2 separate regions of the Homo sapiens genome follow, and region 2 is linked to region 1. A link is a loop called in an ENCODE intact Hi-C map of the cell type or tissue named here. Cell type or tissue: Caco-2. All regions are shown on one strand. Each heading gives the region's core, and the rest is flanking DNA. Links, peaks and the distances in the headings are about the cores only.

The links. Hi-C counts contacts between places; a loop is a spot of excess contacts. Peaks named below come from ENCODE experiments on the same cell type or tissue, not always from the same donor. Only the 100,000 strongest peaks of a DNase experiment are listed, where the experiment ranks them.
Region 2: it touches region 1 in a loop (7-fold over the local background); 17 of 110 quality-filtered maps call a loop at or near these places.

The regions. Positions count from the first base shown.
Region 1 is chr1:113,069,856-113,074,855 of GRCh38, reverse strand. It overlaps LRIG2 (leucine rich repeats and immunoglobulin like domains 2), which reads right to left and starts at 1,658. Exons shown (of 18, transcript NM_014813.3): 1 at 1,211-1,658. The coding sequence starts at 1,449. LRIG2-DT (LRIG2 divergent transcript) reads left to right here and starts at 1,754. Exons shown (of 3, transcript NR_103777.1): 1 at 1,754-1,917. RefSeq lists enhancers at 489-538, 1,138-1,197, 814-1,345, 1,378-1,687, 1,346-1,879 and 1 more. In Caco-2, for the core only: a CTCF peak has its summit at 2,084 (motif pointing left); a DNase peak (open chromatin) is centred at 1,865; H3K4me3 peaks cover 2,067 bases.
Region 2 is chr1:112,798,684-112,806,518 of GRCh38, reverse strand. No RefSeq gene overlaps it. Among named protein-coding and RNA genes, the nearest start is that of LINC01357, 47 kb to the left of the region's middle. RefSeq lists a silencer at 2,086-2,235 and enhancers at 2,346-2,395, 2,872-3,372, 3,373-3,873. In Caco-2, for the core only: a CTCF peak has its summit at 2,171; a DNase peak (open chromatin) is centred at 2,208.

The DNA.
Region 1 (5,000 bases), core at 1-5,000:
CTCACTGCAACCTCCACCTCCCGGGTTCAAGCGATTCTCCTGCCTCAGCCTCCCGAGTAGCTGGGACTACAGGCGCACACCACCACACCCAGCTAATTTTTTTGTATTTTTAGTAGAGACGGGGTTTCACCATGTTGGCCAGGATGGTCTCGATCTCTTGACCTCGTGATCGGCCCGCCTCGGCCTCCCAAAGTGCTGGGATTACAGGCGTGAGCCACCGCGCCTGGCCCATTGATGACTCTTTCTTAACGACTCCATCAGAAATCTGTCAGTTAATAAACGTGCTGCTCAGTTAGTGACGAGAAATAACTGTATGTTAGTGGTTAAGAAGCCCCATAATTGCAGCATTTAATACCTGCTGTTGTTCCTAATACCACCAGGCTGACTCAGACTAAGGAGCCCTCCAAGTTCCACTGTCTAATAAAGACCTGTCAAAGTGAAAACTCAACAGTGGAAACTCCAGAATTCATTCAACCGTTGTACCTGCTTTACCTACATAAATAAGCAGAACTGATTTTTGGGTTCTTTGCCACAAGAAGATGCGCTGAAAACAAAGCATCAAATGGTTCTGCAAAAAATACTCCTCCTCTTTACAGTGAAGTTTAAATTAGATCAAGAATGCTACTTACAAAGATATTCTGAATTACAGGATCTCCTGATTCATCATAATGAACTTTTCAACCCTGTTAAGTATCAAAACTGCAGCACAAAATCAGCCAACATGCGAACTAAGGACTAAAGACAGTTCATAGGTCTTTGGCGATTGTGATTATAAAATCACGTGCCTGAGGACCACTAAGTCTGAGGTACACACCAAATCATGCAGCTCAAGATAAGCAGAAAGCACTGTTCCGTGCTCAACCCACCCCCCGCCCCACCAACCATCCAAAGTCAATGCTGGTGCCCAGGACCCGTGAGTCCTTACCATTAAATATGCCCGCCCCATTTCCTCCCCAGTTGAGGAAATCACAGACTCCTTGGCCCCAAGAATCTTAACCCTCGTCTTCATACAATTCTCCAGAAACCTTAACACCGGCTTTTTTAGGCTCCCACCACCTAAAACAAAGTTCATAAAATCCTGACGGCAGTTTCCTTCAGAGCTTAGGCTCTCGACCACACCCTCCGACCAGGCCTGTCTCCCTCCTGCCTGCCCCCTGTAGAGGGAAGGCTCCCCCTCCTTTTGGTCACTCTGCCTGGCCGCTCTACTCACAGGATAGCGGTGTCGGGGGGCAGCAAGCCCGACAGCGCCCTCCAGCTCGGTGCGGGCAATTTCCTGCGACTGCAGTCCAGGAGAGGAATGCGGCAGGAGCAGGGCGCGGGGCAGAGACCTGCTCCGGCGGCGGGCAACAGGAGGAGAGCGGTCTGGGCAATGAAGAGTAACCGAGAAAGCACTCTAGATCGACACCCCAGCAACTGCTCCTCCGGGACGCCTAGGGGCGCCGGCGCCATTTTCCCCCTCGACCTGGACGTGGCCTAGAAGAGCTGCCTGCTAGAAAAGGAGGATCGGCGGAGAAGCTCAGCAGAGATGCTCGGTGGCTGCACTGTCTCCCGAAGCCCCGGCTGAAGGCTGTACCATCTAAAGGCATGCAAGGAGCAGACGCAGCGCGACAGCGGGGTCGACGGCCTGGGACACACGGCCTGACGGACACCTCTCGTCCGCCCCTCCCCACGGCGCAACGTCCTCACGCACAGGGGCCAGCCAATCGGTGCCATAAGATGAGGTTGCGCCCGGGGCGGAACTCAGTGAGGGGCGGGGCCAGACGCAGCCGAGTATCTTGAGGAGAAGGACTTTAAAGCGTTCAGGGATTTTAGCTGCCGCTGTGGAGTTCCGCCGCTGTTCTTCCGCTGGAGGGCGCAGTAGTTCCTTAAGAGGGAATGGTGCGGCGAATAGCTGTGAGTTCAAAGTCCTGACTACAGGTATATCTACTGTAGTAGAAAAGGATCTTTTATTTGCTCTGGGCTTTAAGAAAGGGGAGTGGCAGAAGGGCTGCCTTCCAAGTCGCACACACGAATGGGTCACGGGAGCTTCTATCCTGGCTTTGGCCAGATCGGCCTCCAGAGCCGAGCTCGAGCCTCTTCTGCCCCCTGCTGCTTGGCTGTAGCCCCTGCTCTTCTGCAAGTAGGCGGCAACTGCCATTTGCATAAGATCAATATCACTCTCTGTTAATGGCCTTGTAAGCTCCTGAAGGCAGAGGCCCTGTTTCTTCATCGGTGCACCTCCACCTTTTGTTCTAGCTTGGAGTTCAATAAATTTTGGTGGGACTGCACCTGCATGTCTATATAAAGGAAATACCCTTCTCTTTGGAGGGATGCTGTCAAGGTCACTCTCAGAAAAGCAAGCGAGACAAGAGGGTGTTGAGCAGTCAACAAAGCAAAGACTGGATGTGAGGAAATTTATTTCTCCTAAAGCAGAGGCTATGGAAAACTTACTAGGAACAGTGAAGTCTGGCCATCTTATGCTCATTCAGCCATCCAAGGTTGTAAATAAGACTTTGAGAATAATAGTGATGGTTCACTTATACGTAGTGAACTTTTCAAAGGGCGTTTGCATCTGTTATCTTGTTTGCTCCTTCAGTGACTGTGACATTGGCAAGACAATTATTGCTGATGATGCAACAAGCCCCAAGAGGTTAAACCAAGTTACTCTTGAGGCAGGGGCAGGTTCGACATTAACATGGGTTTTCTGACATAAATTGAAAATCTGAGCAGGTTAAAAAGAATGATAATGCCTAGGTTAGGGTTCTCATAGAAAGTAACTGAAAGCAATCTTTCCCATGGCAGATTATGGAGTCATAATTATGTTTTTAAAAACCTTTTTCTGTTTTTTTTTTTTAATATTGAAGTATATATTGGAAACAAGGCCATATCCAATGCTACAGTCCAAACCAAACTTTTAAAGCCAAGACAGCGGAATGAAACTTACTCTTAGCCTTCTTCCCTTAGCTGTTGAGCAGACTTAACAAACTCTGGTAAGAAATCCGGCATAGGCAGGAACCTTACAAAAAAAAAAAGGAGGCAGTTTAGTTCCTTTCTACATTATAGTTTCAGAGCTTTCCTATGAAACTATACCAAATGGGGCCATTAGAAATTAATGCTCTCTAACCTGTATCCTCCGCAGTAAGTGGCTCACTGCAATCTCTGCCTGCCGTATTCAAGCGATTCTCCTGCCTCAGCCTGCCTAGTAGCTGGGACTACAGGTGTGCACCACCATGCCCGGCTAATTTTTGTATTTTTAGTAGAGACGGGGTTTTGCCTTTTTGGCCAGGCTGGTCTCGAACTCCTGACCTCAGGTGATCCACCCACCTCGGGCTCTCAAAGTGCTGGGATTACAGGCATGAGCCACTGTGACTGGCCACAAATACACGTTTTTTTTGTTTTTTTTGTTTTTTTTGTTTTTTTTTTGAGACAAAATTTCATTATTGTTGCCCAGGCTGGAGTGCAATGGCACAATCTCGGCTCACCGCAACCTCCGCCTCCTGGATTCAAGCGATTCTCCTGCCTCAGCCTCCTGAGTAGCTGGGATTACAGTCATGCGCCACCACGCCCAGCTAATTTTGTAGTTTTAGTAGAGATGGGGTTTCTCCATGTTGGTCAGGCTGGTCTCGAACTCCCAACCTTAGGTGATCCGCCCGCCTCGGCCTCCCAGAGTGCTGGGATTTCAAGCATGAGCCACCACACCCAGCCGCAAATATGTGTTTTTTTTTTTTTTTTTTAATTTATTTTTTTATTGATAATTCTTGGGTGTTTCTCACAGAGGGGGATTTGGCAGGGTCATGGGACAATAGTGGAGGGAAGGTCAGCAGATAAACAAGTGAACAAAGGTCTCTGGTTTTCCTAGGCAGAGGACCCTGCGGCCTTCCGCAGTGTTTGTGTCCCTGGGTACTTGAGATTAGGGAGTGGTGATGACTCTTAACGAGCATGCTGCCTTCAAGCATCTGTTTAACAAAGCACATCTTGCACCGCCCTTAATCCATTTAACCCTGAGTGGACACAGCACATGTTTCAGAGAGCACAGGGTTGGGGGTAAGGTCACAGATCAACAGGATCCCAAGGCAGAGGAATTTTTCTTAGTGCAGAACAAAATGAAAAGTCTCCCATGTCTACTTCTTTCTACACAGACACGGCAACCATCCGATTTCTCAATCTTTTCCCCACCTTTCCCGCCTTTCTATTCCACAAAGCCGCCATTGTCATCCTGGCCCGTTCTCAATGAGCTGTTGGGCACACCTCCCAGACGGGGTGGTGGCCGGGCAGAGGGGCTCCTCACTTCCCAGTAGGGGCGGCCGGGCAGAGGCGCCCCTCACCTCCCGGACGGGGCGGCTGGCCGGGCAGGGGGGCTGACCCCCCCCACCTCCCTCCCGGACGGGGCGGCTGGCCGGGCGGGGGGCTGACCCCCCAACCTCCCTCCCGGACGGGGCGGCTGGCCGGGCGGGGGGCTGACCCCCCCACCTCCCTCCCGGACGGGGCGGCTGGCCGGGCAGAGGCGCCCCTCACCTCCCGGACGGGGCGGCTGGCCGGGCAGGGGGGCCGACCCCCCCCACCTCCCTCCCGGACGGGGCGGCTGGCCGGGCGGGGGGCCGACCCCCCCACCTCCCTCCCGGACGGGGCGGCTGGCCGGGCAGAGGGGCTCCTCACTTCCCAGTAGGGGCGGCCGGGCAGAGGCGCCCCTCACCTCCCGGACAGGGCGGCTGGCTGGGCGGGGGGGCTGACCCCCCCCACCTCCCTCCCGGACGGGGCGGCTGGCCGGGCGGGGGGCCGACCCCCCCACCTCCCTCCCGGACGGGGCGGCTGGCCGGGCGGGGGGCCGACCCCCCCACCTCCCTCCCGGACGGGGCGGCTGGCCGGGCAGAGGGGCTCCTCACTTCCCAGTAGGGGCGGCCGGGCAGAGGCGCCCCTCACCTCCCAGACGGGGCGGCTGGCCGGGCGGAGGGCTGACCCCCCCACCTCCCTCCCGGACATGGCGGCTGGCCGGGCGGGGGGCTGACCCCCCCCACCTCCCT
Region 2 (7,835 bases), core at 1-5,000, 270 kb after region 1:
TCTGTTTGTCTACTTTTTCTCTCACTAATCTGCCTCTTGTCAGTGATTTTCAGCAAAACTTCAAAGGACGAAGGGGAAATGTTCCCTTGTCCCTGCAATTTGTACAAACACTGTTAATCCGTATCCTCTCCCTGAGGCTTGTGTGGCCAGGAGGTGAACCCAGGGGCCTGGGAGAGGAAGGCACAGAGGCTGGCAGTGGGAGGGCCCTCACACCCATGATGCCAGTGCAGTTCAGCCACAGGTGCTTTTGTTCCCCAGGGAAGTATTCAGCTGGCCCCTCCTGAGGAAGGCTCACTTAGACAGGAACACTTTTGCACCCGGCTGCTTCTGTTGGTCCAGGGAAGACCCTGTATGCCCTCCTCATGGTAAGGATTTCATGTTGTAAGGACTTTGTCAGCACCCTGCTGCACACAACAGATGTTGGCAGAGCTTCTTTCCTTTCTCTGCCCCCACTTTCACCAAGCCAGTTCTTTTGGAAGGTGGAAATAAATGAAAGAAACAAACTCCCAGGCAAGTCGCAGTGCTCTGATCGCCGTCCTTATGAACAGAGCATTAATTAGTTGCTCACTCGCAGAAAGGAAAAGTTAATTACCTACCATGGAAACTTTAAAAAGAAAAAAAGGAAACATGAGTTTAAATTTTAATTAGGGCCCTTGCATGGTGGGAATAGAAAGGAGCTGGTTCTAATTGTGGGCATTTAAGGCAAGAGCCTTTTGTCCCTTTGTGCACCTCCTGTGCTCACCACCTCCCCACCAGACCTCCAGCCTGAACCTCCTCTCAGAATAGGCAGAGAAAATGAATGTGGAGGGGCCAGAGCACCCCCACTAGGACTCTGGTCATTGCCCCTTAGGGAGCTGTTCAAGGGCAGGGATTGAGAAACACAGGACAGGGTTCACTGCCCCAAATGACCTTCCTTACTGCTCACTGCTGCTTAAAATGTCAGCACCGGAAGAGTGGCAGATGCTGCTGTGTGCGGACCCCCTCCAGAAATGCAGGACACATTCCCCACCCTCAGGGAGCACAGCCAGCCCCTTCCAGGACTGCCCTAGATCACACCACCTGCCCAGGCCAGCCTGCACCCAATGACAGATCAATATATACTATGAACACCCAGCCTGCTCTCCCCAGTTTGAGACAACTCTGAAGGTCATTCCAGCTCCCAAGCTCCCTGCAGGGTCAGCTGGGACTGTTGTTCAGACTGCAGTGCAGCTCAACTTCTCCCTCTGTCCAATCTCACTGCTGTTGCCCCTCTCTTCCACAAGGGATCATCCCAAGAGAACTCCCTAACAAATGTCCTGAACACTTATCTCCGTCTCAGAGTTTGCTTCTTGAGGATCCTAGCTTGTGGCACAGATTTACAGTGAACAGTGTTAAAGTGCTATGGGAGGGATATGCATTGAGCAGTTTACATTTTATACAATCGTCAAGTTAAGGGACTATCAGAAGGCATGTAATCCAGTCCAATAGAGCACTCCCAGCTTAGCATTTGACCCAGCTAAGGCTGCCTTGATCTGAGCACTGACAGTGACAAGGACTCATCCTCTCACAGAACAGCCCTTTTGGTGCCTACACAGCTCCAACTGCTAGAAGGCTCTTCTCACACCGGTCGGCTTCTGCCAGGCAGAGCCACAGAGCAAGGGTCTATGTGTCTGCCAGGCCCATGCCAGGCTGTGAGGAAGACAGGATGCTGTAGACCCTGTCTCTGCCCCCTGGACAGATGAGGTCCAGAGTGAGGAAGTGAACAGGGGCCTGGCTCCCAGCACCCTCAACAGTCCTGGGGACATGCATTTGTTCCGCATTCAGAGTTCCGTACTGCCCCCTGTATGATGGGGCCATCAAGCATACAGTAGGACAATACCCAGTGACCTGGACACCGCCTCTGTAAGTAGCCTGGTCACATGCAGGGTCATTTCCAGGTGCTTTTGATAAGTTTGGTATCCACCGGGGGCTCCTTCAAAGGCATCTCCAGCCTGACCCTGGGCTCCCCTTATAGCAGCCTAGGCCTCAAGTTGGAGACCAATTAAGCTGAGGTTGTGTCAACCCCTTAGCTGCTTGCTTGCTAAGGAATTAGCAGTGCCCAGGGACTCCCTGTATGACATCGCTTTGACCAAGCCAACTCGCGGGCCCTGTTGTTGCTCTGGCCTAGCCGCAGCTAGATGGCACTGTCCCATCACGCCAGGCACCTGCCCTGCCTGGCCAGCCAGGCTCACTAAGCACCCAACCTTGTGACTACAGGAATGCAGAGGGGCCACACAAGGTTTCTGGACCCCAGCCCCAGATTTTTACTAAGGTAACTGTCACAGTCCATTGGAGACACTGCCCACCCTTCCTCCAGGGCTCAGAGAATTATTTGTTCATTCAACAAATATTTACTGAGCTCCTACTACTTGTTACGACTACTGGACTCCAGAGCAGGTACAGGAGATAAGGCCATGAGCACTGAAGACACTTTCCTGCCCTGCCTGGAGATAACAGACCAACTAGGGAGTCAGAAACACATGTAAATTCACATACCTGGGAAGTATTTCAAAGGACAGGATAGGATGCAGGGTGGGGGAGAGGGGGTGTTGGACAGGCCATCCTGTTCTGCTCTGAGAGGCTAGGGGATGTGGGGGGTTCTGAGAGAGTGGCCTCTGCACTAAAGTTTGAAGGAGAGTCCAAGTTCACCAGACAGAGGAGGTGTCCTGGGAAGGGCTTCTGCACCCAGAAGGGTGCAGATTTAAACTTTGTCAGCCAGACGTGGTGGCTCATGCCTGTAATCCTAGCACTTTGGGAGGCTGAGGTAGGCGGATCACTTGATGTCAGGAGTTTGAGACCATCCTGGCCGATATGATGAAACTCCACCTGTACTAAAAATACAAAAATTAGCTGGGCATGGTGGCACGTGCCTGTAGTCCCAGCTACTCGGGAGGCTGAGGCAGGAGAATTGCTTGAACCCAGGAGCAGAGGTTGCAGTGAGCTGACATTGCGCCACTGCCCTCCAGCTTGGGGGACAAGAGCGAAACTCTGTCTCAAAAAAAAAAAAATTGTCAGAAGAGATTCGAGTCAGATTCATGGAAGAACATATAGGCTGAGGGTGGTGAGAGTGAAAGGGGATGGGGGTGTCTGCCAACTCCATAGGGTCACTTCCAGCTCTGAGGATGGGAAAGGAAGGGCAAGCCCAGGTGGGCACCAGCCACATTAGACATGCTCTGTGACACCAGCTGAGGTTGGCCATTGCCATTTAGAGAGAGAGAGCACTAGCGAACTGCAGGCAGGAAACCCAGATTGTGAGGGGCCAGAAGGGCTGGGAGACGCCCAGAAGATCCAGACGAGTGGGCACCAGGAGGGGGAAGGAGTGCTCCCTTCTGGGGGCTCCATGGAGCCAGGTTGTAGCTTTCTCCAAGCAGGGCCCACAGGACAGGCAGGGAGTGGAGAGGAGGGCAGGACTGTGGGCTGGTTCAGGCTATAGGACCCACAGACAGACAAATGAGTACAAATGAGACACAAAGAAGCAGGCAGGGGCAGGGCACCGTGGCTCACACCTGTAATCCCAGCACTTTGGGAGGCCAAAGCGGGCGGATCACCTGAGGTCAGGAGTTAGAGATGAGCCTGGCCAACATGGTGAAACCCCATCTCTACTAAAAATACAAAAAATTAGCCAGGCTCAGTGGTGAGCACCTATAATCCCAGCTACTTGGGAGGCTGAGGCATGAGAATTGCTTGAACCCGGAGGCAGAGGTTGCAGTGAGCTGAGATGGTGCCACTGCACTCCAGCCTGGGTGACAAAGCAAGACTCTGTTTCAAAAAAAAAAGAAGCCAGCAGGACTTCCTTAGTCTCAGGTGGACTCTCCTGAGCCCCACACAGCAGAACGCTTCATCCGCTTGTCGTGGCACCCAAAGACTTTTCCTCCCCTGACACCTCCATCCCTACCCCATAAGAGCCCCCCCCCGCCCCTCCCTGGGCTGTTCCTCTGGGGCATCTACAACAACCAGAGCCTTCCAGGTAGTCCACACAAAAGTCTCTCCAGGTCTTATGTGGGCCGGAGCTAGGGGCGAGGGCAGGAAAGCCTCAGCCCCAGGGAAGAGGCCGCCATCTGTCAACCCTGGATGAGATGTGCACCAGCCTGAAAGCAGAGGAAGGGACAAAATGACCTCGGGAGCCTTCCAGCCCCAGAGCTGCCATTGGCTTGCTGGATGAAGGACATTAAATATTTGGCAAGTGCTCAGCAAGAATAGATGGGAGAACCCATAGCCAGGACCTCAAACCAGGGACTAGGAGAGGGCAGGGCCCTCTGCCTCACCCTGGCTGGGCCTGTTCCCTCATTAGGACCCAGGCACTGTCAATTACCACCAGGCATGGTGAAGAGGAAAACCAATCTATAGGGAGATGTGCCCTCTCCAAAACGTTATGGCAGGGACAGTAAGGAAATGTTGTTTCCCAAGCCAAGGTTCAGGCCTATTTGAAGGTTTAATGTGGTAAAAGGTCTGGGGTGGGCTGGGAAGAGGAGGGCTAAATAATTCAGAAAGCAAATGGAGAAGTGGCTGTTGATGATGCTGACCGAGGCTTGTGTAACTGGCTGGGCTCAGCAGCATCCTCAGGCTCCTGGGAGAAAGGGCACAAGTGGGGATTTGGGGAGACAGAGGCAGGAGTGAGCACACAGCCGGCCGGTAGAATAGCTTGACAGGTTTTGCTTCTCAAGGCACTTTCACAAGCCCCCTCCTCCCCAGGGCCCTATGAGGCAAGCAGGGCAGGTAAGGAGACTCTGGAGGCTGACCCCCCAGGCCTGCAGCCCAGGACCTCATGAGCAGCACAGCCCAGACAGGAAGTCCTCCCACTGCGTGGGGTCCTTACTTTCACACCACTTTCCTCTCTTCCACCTCCTGATCCCTGGGACAGTCCTGTGAGATACGTCAAGGATCGCTGAGCCTGGAGTAGCCAAAAGACCTGGGTTTTGAGCATGGTTTTGGCACAGCTAAGGTGTGTGATCTCGAGCAAGTTCTGTTCCCTCTCTGGACCTGCATAGACTTCTCACTTCTTTTTTTTTTTTTTTTTTTTTTAGACAGAGTTTCGCTCCCATTGCCCAGGCTGGAGTGCAATGGCTCAATCTCGGCTCACCACAACCTCTGCCTCTTGGGTTCAAGTGATTCTCCTGCCTCAGCCTCCTTAGTAGCTGGGATTACAGGCGCCCGCCACCACGCCTAGCTAATTTTGTATTTTTAGTAGATACAGGGTTTCTCCATGTTGGTCAGGCTGGTCTTGAACTCCTGACCTCAGGTGATCTGCTTGCCTCAGCCTCCCAAAGTGCTGGGATTACAGGTGTGAGCCACCATGTCCGGCCCTCACCTCTTTTTTATGATAAAAATGTGAAGATTGATATCTGAGGTCTCTTCTAGCTTTCATAGTCTCTGGTTCTAAGCCCAATGAGCAGATAAGAACATCAAGGTTTAGCCCGTAGGTGGGATAAATAGGGAAAAGGCCTCTTCCAGTTGCTTTTACTCCTATCTCTTGCCTCCCTTTTCACTCAGCTCAACCCAGGAACATGAGAAGAAAGTGCCACCTTGCCCTATCTGCACCCCGGAGACCTATGGGGAGGAGAATCCTGTCTTCTGGCTCCTTCTCTTGTCTGGACCCAAAAGCAGGAAGCCCATCAGTGTTTAATGAAGCCAGGACCAACCTAATTATCAGGGGCGCTTGTGTTAATAAGCACCTTTCAATCCATGCAGGGAGCTAATACAGACAGAATAAAAAGGGAAGAAAAGTCATTAGCTTGAAATGTCTGGGCCCCTACCTGGGCTGAGCCCCATGAAGTCATTATGGGTAGTTACGGGCTCTAACCACCACACGCAGTCCCAGGCAGGTACAGATAATGATAGGGGAGCATGTGGCCCCTCTGGGGTAGATAAGTCATCAAAAAGGACAGCTTTTTGTTTTTCGTTCTCTTCCATCCTGTTTCTTTGAGGGCCCCCACCAGCCCCTCCCCTGCACAGTCTGGTTTCATCCCTTTATTTAGAAACATCTGGTTTCTAAATAAAAGGAAAGAGTCCAACTTTCCTTTTATTTAGAAACAGGAGTCATCGTACTCTGAGATTCTGTAACTGAGTATTCTGGAAGCATTAAGAGCTTTCCTGATTCTCCCCTCCACTCACTCTGAGCCAGGGGTTGCTTGACTGGGGAGAAGCAGTGAAGATGGTGGAAAGTCAGTTAGACTTTGCTGATGGACTGGATGGGGGCAGGGAAATTGGTGGCACACGTCTGTAATCCCACCTACTTGGGAGACTGAGGCAGGAGAATCACTTAAACCAGGGAGGTAGAGGCTGCAGTGAGCCGAGATCATGACATTGCACTCCAGCGTGGGCAACATGAGCAAAACTGTGTCTCAAAAAAAAGATGTTGAGGCCAGTCATGGTGGTTCACACCCGTAACCCCAGTATTTTTGGAGGCTGAGGCAGGAGGATCACTTGAGTCCCAGAGTTCAAGACCAGCCTGGGCAATATAGTGAGACACCATCTCTTCAAAAAATAAAAATATTAGCTGCATATGGTGGCACAAACCTGTGGTCCCAGCTACTCAAGAGGCTGAGGTGGGAGAATCACTTGAGTCAGGGTGGTTGAGGCTGCAGTGGCCATGACTGCACCACTGCACTCCAGCCTGGGAGATGCAGTGAGACCCTGTCTCAAAAAAAAAAAAATAGAAGTTGAACAGTGGAGAGACAATTACAAATTGAAGCCAACTACTGCTACTAGAATGGACTGTGTAGAATACACTCTGCCCTGTGTAGAAGCAAGGCTGGACAACGTTGATAGGAACAGGAAGCAAAGAGGAAAAAGGCATCCTGTCTTCCTCCTCTAGCCTTCCAATCTCCCTGGTTACCCTATATTGACAGAAGCCAACAGGGTGCCAGTTAGCAAAGCAGAAATGTGGTTTTCAAATTTCTTGCCCCAGCTTCACAAGGCCCAGTAGAGAAGAGTGGGTTTGAAGCTTAGAGATACTAGCTGAATAACTGGTACATATATAAGGTCTCTGCATATGGCCTAAAGCCAGTCTGAATGGTGGGCTTTTTCCCAAACTTACTTCCTGGCTTCTGAGAGCTAAGAAGTGGCTGAGTATAGCAAACATCAGGGGAAACAGGCATCAGCTGGACAGAGCCGCCATATTGGGGAAAGTGGACCAGTCTATAAGCTGTGAGATTAGAAAAGAGCTGCTGGGAAGCAGCAGTGAAGGAAACCCATGGTGAAAGCACTTGAGTGACCCAGGCTGATGGAAGCATGGGAGAAGGGGCAAGAGTGAGGGGAGGCGCATTCACTAAGAATACGAAGAGAAAATATTTGAGCTTTCAGCTGGGATTCTGAGAGTGGAGCTCAGAAAGCTAATTCCATCTCTGAAGCCTCCTGTCCCTATATTGGTCTCTGGTTGGGCAAAGGAAGGAGACAGGGAGGTCTGAGTGGAACAAAAGCACCCAGCCCTTCCTTCCTTTCAAATCCCCTTGGGTTTCCTTCTTAATGAACCCCATCTGAGGTAGGACAGGGTGGGACACTTCAGAGATCTGGGGAAGATGTGGGGACTCAAGTGATGGGAGAGCCCAGGCAATTCTGGCTGGAGAGAGCTCCCCACACCAACATTCTTTTTTTTTTTTTTTTTTTTTTTTTTTGAGACAGAGTTTTGCTCTTGTTGCCCAGGCTGGAGTGGTACAATGGCACGATCTCAGCTCACCACAACCTCCGCCTCCCGGGTTCAAGTGATTCTCCTGCCTCAGCCTCCTGAGTAGCTGGGATTACAGGCATGCACCACCATGCCTAGCTAATTTTGTAATTTTAGTAGAGACGGGGTTTCTCCATGTTGGTCAGGCACCAAC